Linked DNA regions of Homo sapiens: region 1 is linked to region 2. Evidence: chromatin loops called from intact Hi-C (ENCODE). Cell type or tissue: mammary epithelial cell. All regions are shown on one strand. Links, peaks and the distances in the headings refer to the core of each region. The heading gives the core; the rest is flanking DNA.

Region 1 (4,408 bases), core at 269-4,268, 67 kb before region 2:
TTAAGCCCAGTAACCAATAGTTATTTTTCTTGATCCTCTCCCTCCTTCCACCCTCCACCCTCCAGTAGGCCCCAGTGTATGTTGTTCCCCTCTATGTGTCTATGTGTGCTCATCATTTAGCTCCCACTTAAAAGTGAGAACATGTGTTATTTGGTTTTCTGTTCTTGCGTTGGTTTGCTAAGGATAATGGCCTCCAGCTCCATCCATGTTCCTGCAAAGGACATGACCGCATTCTTTTTTTTTTATGGCTGCATAGTATTCCATGGTGTATATGTACCACATTTTCTTTATCCAGTCTAGAATCGATGGGCATTTAGGTTGATTCCATGTCTTTGCTGTTGTGAATAGTGCTGCAATGAGCATACTTGTGCATGTGTCTTTATGATAGAACAATTTATATTCCCTTGGATATAAAAGTATAAAGAAAGCATTAATAAAAATAAAATAGAAAACAAAGATACAATTTAAAAAAACTAAATAAAGACCAAAAGTTCAAGAAAACAAACAAAGAGAAAAAGCACAAATATACAACTTTAAGGATGGAAAGGAGAACATAACCACAGGAGATCCTGCTGTGTCCAGTTGCACAGGGTTTTCTAAAGATCACTTGTGTGGGGAATCTTTTATAGGGAACACGAGTAGATGCAGGCAGGCCTGTTAAGAGTTTATTGCTGTAATCCAGGTGAGATGAGATGGTAGCTTTTACTGGAACTAGAGTCTTGCTTAGGAAGGGTGATCATATTCTAAGGTTATCCATTGATTCTCTTTTATTCTAATATTTTTGAGACTCTTTACACATAAAACAGTAATCCTCATTTGGAATTTAAAAAAATATAATGTGAGGTAGAGATATAACTTTTCTTTTCAGATGAAAAACCATTTATACTAGCACAATTTATTTAAAAATGAATTGCAATACCATCCTTGTTGTATAGTAAGGTTCCATATTTACTTGAATCTGTTTCTGAATTCTCCATTCTTGGTTCTGCCATCTATTTGTCTCTTCCTATGCAGATACTATACAATGAGTTTTACAGTAAGTTTTAAATCTGGAAAGGTATACTATCCACTTACCATTTTTCTTTAATTTTTCTTTGGCTTTATTTTCTTACATTTATTCTTCCATATGAACTTGAAAACTGTTTCAGGCATTAAAAAATTCTCATCTTCCCGCTGATTTGAATGGATTTTATATATTAGTTTTAGAAGAATTGACACTTGTCTTTCCTTCCAGAAATATATTCTAATTTTCCATTATTTGGGTCACCTTTTTTTCCCCATGAATATAGGTAATCAAAACTTGACTGCCCTTATGTTCAGTGTTTTGTGTCTTTTATTTGAATATCTGAAGGTAATATTCACTTTACGCTATATGTAATTAAACAAGGAAATAGTGCTTGTTTAATCACTTAATATTCTAAACATTTCCAACATTTTAAGTGTAACATTTTGAATATGGAAATTCTTCTTGCTCTGTGACTACTGAAAGCCTCTGATTCAAGATTAGTTGGAGAGAAGAAAAAGTATTAAAAGTAGGTTAATCAATTTTATATAATTTTTATTAAAAAATTTTTTGTAGAGATGGTGTCTTACTATGTTGCCCAGGAGGAACTTCTGGGCTCAAGCAATCCTCCCAGGTAGCTGGAACATGGGGTGTGCCACTGCATCCAGCACAATTTTATATAATTTAACAGATACTCAGTGTAACCTTTGAATTGGTTATACACCATTGTCTCTTATATCAATCCCCTTTTCCAGGTTTTGATTTCGTCATACAGCAAAGCAATGGCAGAGCAGGTTTGAAATTTGAATCAGATTATCTTCATATTTTCTGAGTGAATCAGGATTACGAGTCCATCCAGAATTACTCAACAATGGAACTTCTAACATCCTTCTCTCCCCCAACTGAGGTGGTATGGGGAAGAAACTCAGTCCTGGCAGACAGGTGGCTTGGTAACCCAGGTCCCAGTGGCCTCACATGTCCCAGCATATTCCTCCTCTGCCTTTTTGCCTCCCTTAACAAACCGATCCAAGTCATGTAGCAGGAAGGGAGACCTCTCCTAATTTAGCTGACCAGGCTGAGTTCCTAACCATAAAAGGAAGAACCAAACCATTTATCTCTTTGAGTGATGCTTTCTGAGGTTGCTTAAGCAAGACTCTGGCATTCCCAATAAGGACCTGACCAAATTCAGCTGCCTGAAGACAAGATGGACTCCAGTGCCAACCTTTCATCAACTTTTTCTTCATTATACTTTCACTGTAATACTTAACTCTCTGCCCAAGGTGGGTCTTATCTGCCATTTTCTGGTCATGCAATGCATGTTAGAGCACAACGTCCCACTATGCAAGCATAGAAAAGACCGCACCTGATATGGTTTGGCTGTGTCCCCACCCAAATCTCAGCTTGAATTGTAATAATCCCAATGTGCCAATGGCAGGGCCAGGTGGAGATAATTGAATCATAGGGGTGGTTTCCCCCATACTGTTCTTGCGGCAGTAAATAAGTCTCATGAGATCTGATGGTTTTATAAATGGGAGTTCCCCTGCACAAGCTCTCTTGCCTGCTGCCGTGTAAGATGTGTCCTTGCTCTTCCTTCACCTTCCACCATGATTGTGAGGCCTCCCCAGCCATGTGGAACCATGAGTCCATTAAACCACTTTCCTTTATAAATTACCCAGTCTTGGTTATGTCTTTATTAGCAGCGTGAGAACAGACTAATACACCACCTAAACATGCTTGGACCCCACCTAAACGTCCCTTTTCCCACCTCAACTTCTTTAAAATGACAAGAGCTGATTCCCTCGGGATCCCTTTCCTGTATGCTGCTCCCTTGTGGGCTGGAGGCACAAGCCTATCAAACCTTGCCTGAGAAAATCTTGGCCTGGTGTAAATTTCTACCTACATAAGTGCCAAAGAACTTGGGGTCTGGGGTGCAGTAGCACAACCACCACCACCTTGGTGCTTAGAGAAGAGAGAGATTACATTACTCTCAAATAGCAAGACTCCCAGTGAGTGAGAAGCCTCAAGACTTTACCAACATTAGCATCTATTTTCCTTTCTTGTTTTAGTGAGATTTGGGGATGCAGCCCCTATTTATTACCTGGATTTTCTTACAGAAATGGTTCTAGGAGCACCAGCAGGCTTTTACCCTTACCTGGGACAGAGGATGCATGGAGATGGAGGAGGTTAGGGTTAGTGGAAAGGAAGGAGAGTGTTGATTTGTTCTCTCAATCTCCACTCAGGGCCAAGAATCAGTGCTCCTTGACTGTTTTAACCTCTCCTCTGTCCTCCTAAGGACAAATCCAGTTTTATCTAGAGAAGATTGGGGCTAAACCAGAAACTGCAAAACTGTGAAAGGGAACTATTTTGGGAAAACATTCTTTTCTCAATGCTAAAACTGCCTTTGCAGAGTTATAAATAATGAGGTAAATCTAACATGACTGACTCCATCTTGCTTCTAACCTCACAGGCTAAATTGTTTTTTTGTTTGTTTGTTTCTGTTTTTGTTTTGCTTATTCTAGCACAGCAGCCAAGATAATTACGAGAGGGATTTAGTGGACAGTTGAATTTCGAAGCAAGGGAAACTGACCTCCCTCCTTGTCCGGAGATTGAAGCTGCATTCATAAGGCAAGGTTAAAATTATGGTAGGGGCTTGGAGTTTGATAAAGAATAGGCACAGTTAAACAATGACCTGCTATCGCTTAATGTGTTTTCCTGTGAGTTGCTTACTGCCCCAGAGTCACGTAACCAGGGTCACAAGATTTGTAACTTCCCCAACTATTCCTATAGATAACATCATTATTGTGAAACCTAAAGACCTGGTCTTTGAGATACTTTTCAGATTTTTCATTTCAGTAGACCAAGAGGTACCACCTGGTCCTGAGAACCCCCTCACTCCTGGGAACTGACTCACCTGCTTAAAGAATTTTAGGCCACCCCGTGATTTCATCCCCAGCCAATCAATTGTTCCAGTTCCCTAATCCCCTGCCCACCAAAGTGCCCTTAAACAACCCTAGCCTCTGAATTCTCAGGGAGATAGGCTTGAGAAATTTCTCCCTGTTCTTCTCACTTGGCCAGCCCTGAGATTATTTAACTTTTTCTTTGCTGCAACACCTGCTGTTCACATTGTTTTTTTTTTTTTTGGTGAGGGGCGTCAGGCTGTGACAATACCTTTATTTTAAAATGAAGCAGGTAGGAGAATGTGAGGGGGAACTCTAAATATGATCTGTTTGTGGGGAAGGGATGGCATGATTTACTTTTAGTCTAATATTTTAACTCAAGCAAGATGTGTGCTCCAGCCACACTGGTGGAGTGGGGCTTCTTTGCGGCAGGAGGTCACACCCCAGGCTACTCCTTAGAATCACCTGGAGTGATATGAAAAATGCTACTGACTCGACCCATGCCTCA
Region 2 (4,408 bases), core at 341-4,340:
AGGACACTCAGACATATTTTTTTGGCCCATTTCAAAGTCTTTCACAAGTGCTCCTGATAGAAGTAATGTTTTCTGAGTAGTCTTTCTGGAAGCAGAAAATAGATTGCAGACTGGCCAAGTCTTTTGAATCAAAAGAAAAGTAGCTTCTTGTGGCAACATTACATACTACCCAGGGTATAAGTGAGGAATCATTTGGAACTGCATCTTCTAAATACAAGAGTACTGATCTATATTAGGGAAAGAACAATTGAAGGAAAATTTGATGAAATTTGCCCCATGAAGAGGAACAGAATCAATTTAGCAGGCACTTCAGTTACAGAATGTTCAGCTACAAATAAAACCTATTGAGGGAAAAAAGGAAGTTCATGAAACTTCCTTTTTAATGAACTCCCTGGTTCAGATTTCATAATGAATTGTGACAAGAAGTGGGAAGAAAATTACTTTTATTTTTTAACAGCTATATTGAGATATAATTTACATACCATACAATTCACCTATTTAAAGTGTATAATTAATTTTTTTTGTTATTTTCACCTATTTAAAATAGGTGTAGAATCACAATCACAATCTAACTTGAGAATGCTTTCATTCTGCTAAAAGAAACTTGGTACCCATTAAAAATCACTCCTCATTCCTCACCCCATTACATCCTTTAGCCCTAAGAAATCACTAATCTACACTCTGTCCCTGTAGATTTGCCTATTGTAGACATTTCCTAGAAACAGAATCATATTAGTATGCGGTATTTGTGACTGGATTCTTTCAACTAGCACTTAGCATAATGTTTTCAAGGTTCACTAATCAATACTTCATTTCTTTTTATTGCTGAGTAATATTTCATTGTGTGGGTATAGCACTTCTTATTTAACCAACTGTCAGTTGATGGACATTTAGGTTGTTTCTACTTTTTGGCTATTATGAATAGTGCTGGTGTGAACATACATATTTTTGTATGGACATGTATTTTCATTTCTTTTGAGTGTACACTTAGGTGTAGGATTTCTAGGTCATTTGTAACACTATATTTAACATTTTGAAGAATTGTCAAACTGTTTCCCAAAGCAGCTGTGCCCTTTTATACTCTCACCAGCAGTGTATGAGGAAGGTTTCAGCTTCTCCACATCCTCACCAACACTTGTTATTGTCTCTCTTTTTGATTACAGCCATCCTACTGGGTGTGAAATACTATCTTATTATCCTTTTGATTTGAATTTCCCTGATGACTAATGATGTTGAATAACTTTTCATGTGCTTATTGGTCATTTGTGTATCTTTTCAGAGAAATGTCTATTCAATTTTTTTGCCCATTTTTAAATTGAGTTATTAGTCTTTCTATTATTGAATTGTAGGAATTCTTTATACATTAAGGATACCAGTTAGATACATGATTATCTATTTTTTCTTTTGTCACTTGTGCTTTTGGTGTCATATCTGAGAAATCATTGGCTAACCCAAGGTCAGGAAGATATACTCCTATTTCTTTTAAGTGCTTGATAATTTTAGCCCTTACATTGAGGTCTATGATCCACATTAAGTTAATTTTTCCATATAGTGTGAGGAAGAAGTCCAACTTCAATCTTTTGCATGTTGTCTCAGCACCATTTGTTGAAAAGACTATTTTTCCCCATTGATTTGTCTTGGCACCCTTGTCAAAAATCAATTGACCATAAATGTAAGGGTTTATTTCTGGACTCTCAATTCTATTCCATTGGCCTATGTGTCTATCCGTATGCCAGTGCGACACCATCTTGATTACTATAACTTTAAAGTAGGTTTTGACATTGGGAAGTGTGAGTCCTCCAACTTTGTTCTTCTTTTTCAGATTGTTTTGACTATTATGAGTCTCTTGCATTTCCATATGAATTTTAGAATCAACTTGTCAACTTCTGGAAAAAACAAAAGCCAGCTGGGATTTTGATAGGGAGATCCAAAGATTAATTTTAGACTTTAATAAAAAGATTGCTAAACCAAATTTTTGTTTTCAGGTTTTTGAGTTTCAACCATTCTCATGTAAATTGTTAATATGTTTATTTTACTCTATAAGTAAAGTAGAGCTGTTAAGATCTTTGCTGTTAGCACATTGGCATTGATTTATATATAATTCACATTTCACTAATGTGTTAAATCTTATACATCCTTCTTAGTTTATTCAATTTGTAATGATGTAGTTGTATAGACTGTACGGAAAAGCAAAGGACAGGAAGAAGGTGATAAGAATTTGTTAGAGAAGTAGTATGACATGGTCTGGTAGTGAAATAACCTGTCTTTTGACCGTACATACATGTTTTAATGTGCTTCATCAAACATGAGATGTTAAATAGATTGGTAGTTTCATTGAGCTTTCCTCATCGTTATGTAAATGGATATAAGGAATTTTAATGCCAAAAAATGTTTTCAGGGAGATTAAATAGCTTTTTTATTCAGATGTTACAAAATTGGGAAGTACTGTTTTACTAAAAAGTATTTTGAATGAACCATTATAATCACCCCCAACTCCAGAAAAGCAAATGTATTTGAATGAAAAAAAGTAGTTATGTTTAAGCGTCTAGGATTATAAACCCAGAGGGTATGTCATGGATATGTGGGACTGTGCTTGATTTCATAAAGAAGTTGCCAGATCAAATAATTTATTATTGAAGATGCTACAAATTAATCTGGGAGTACAAAAGCAGTTATTGTAGAAATAAATACTAAAAAATGTTGTTCACAAGCTGTCAGTCATGATCCTACCAAGAGAATGAGACATTTAGGCTACAAAGACAAACTTAAAATGCCTGTGACTCAGACTGGTTTGGCTTTGAAGCAGGTTGTACTTGTAGAGCTACTGAGAGAGGAAGTGGTGCACAGTGAATCAGCCAGGACTTGGGTCTGCACATATGACTCAGGAATAAAGAGGAATTAACATCTGCAACACAGTGCCTTAAAGAAATCACAGATTTCAACTGAGTTGGCATTGAACTACTTGGACCTGGCTGGAAATTTGTGATTTGGGGAAAAAATGTTAAAAGCTTGTATCCCAGAAGGTGGAGCTATTTGGTATGGTGCAGCTGTAGAGTACAAGACTATCTTGGGGTTATGGTAGCATGAATGACCAGGAAGAGGTCTCATTTCTGAAATCAGGAAGGTGACATGCTTTGCTCAGAACAGGGCTTGGGTGCAGCAGGGGCTCAGGAACTGAGGGAATAGGTTCATCATGCAACCTGTTCAAATTAACATCAGTCCTGATAAGGAAGGCTGTACTTCATAAGCATGTTGAGGTCAAGACTTTTTCAAGCATGTGGCCTATGGTGACCCATTTAGTTCTGCCTCTTTCTGTTAGTGGAAGTCTTGCCTTGAATAAGACTAGATAGTGCTAAAAGTATTGGCACATCTGGGTTAGACAACAGCTGATATTTCTTATTGAGGTAACCAGAACCTCATTGTTCATTCAGTTATTAATTTAAAAAAAAAGTGATCATTACTGTGTATTAGGTCCTGTGCTAAGATTTGGGGATATGGAAATGAATGGGACCTAGGGCTCATAATTGGGTGAGGAGACCCACATGCCATATTTTTGGATGGATGCTGCTACTATTGATTGAGCAAAAGATTAAGGGAGGAAGAGCAAGTTTTGGAGGACAAGGAATTTCATTTTGGAGAGAAGTTTGTGAAGTCTGTAGAGCATTTAAGTGGAGATGCCTGGTGGGCAGTTGGAGTTGTATCTGACTGTCAGTGGGGAAGTCCAAATGGGAAGTCTGGATTTGACAGTCATCATTTAAAGATGATAATTGAAGTCATTGACATTGATAAAGTCACACAGAGATTCTATAGAGTAAGGAAGGGAGAAGGATTAGAACTAAACCCTGGGGAATCCTTCCAGTTCAGCAGTGACATCTGATGAATGCTATTGTCTGAATACATATTGCTCTCACATCAGTGAATTTACATTTGAAAAGCATGAATAAACTTGCAAAAAACACATTCAAAAGGAAATTATCACTGCAAATACAGACCCAGAAATTTTCAAAGTAAAAATTTAAAAATCAGGCCAATAATAAAATCCAAAGTATCTTCAGAATCAAAGAGGAAGTTTAGGTATTAACTCTATTAAGGGAATAATATAGATAAAGTGATCAGAGTTTTTGATCCTAAAGTAAGCTCTAATAAGTTTGATTGTTTTTATGGGAACTATGGGGGATAATATTTGAAATCAAAACTGTCTGGAATGCATGACTGAGATCAATATAGAACAGTCAAGTAACAAAAGAACAGCTTAAACATAAAAACTAGGAAAATTAAAAGGCTATCTAGGATGCAGATTTGTTGAAATCCTTGAGTGAGATTGGTTGAATTGATAACCAGAGTTGTCTCAGTTATCTCTTGCTGTGTATAAAAACTCCCTCAAACCTTAGTGGATTAAAACAATAAC

Evidence for each region. A loop is a pair of places that touch in the nucleus more often than their neighbours do. Peaks named below come from ENCODE experiments on the same cell type or tissue, not always from the same donor. Only the 100,000 strongest peaks of a DNase experiment are listed, where the experiment ranks them.
Region 1: a loop joins it to region 2, with 6 times the contacts of the local background. A loop is called at or near these places in 1 of 110 quality-filtered maps.

Annotation. Positions count from the first base shown.
Region 1 is chrX:16,550,219-16,554,626 of GRCh38, reverse strand. No RefSeq gene overlaps it. Among named protein-coding and RNA genes, the nearest start is that of MIR548AM, 75 kb to the left of the region's middle. In mammary epithelial cell, for the core only: no CTCF peak of the experiment used is centred there; a DNase peak (open chromatin) is centred at 1,886; H3K27ac peaks cover 842 bases.
Region 2 is chrX:16,482,954-16,487,361 of GRCh38, reverse strand. No RefSeq gene overlaps it. Among named protein-coding and RNA genes, the nearest start is that of MIR548AM, 140 kb to the left of the region's middle. In mammary epithelial cell, for the core only: no CTCF peak of the experiment used is centred there; a DNase peak (open chromatin) is centred at 2,821; H3K27ac peaks cover 327 bases.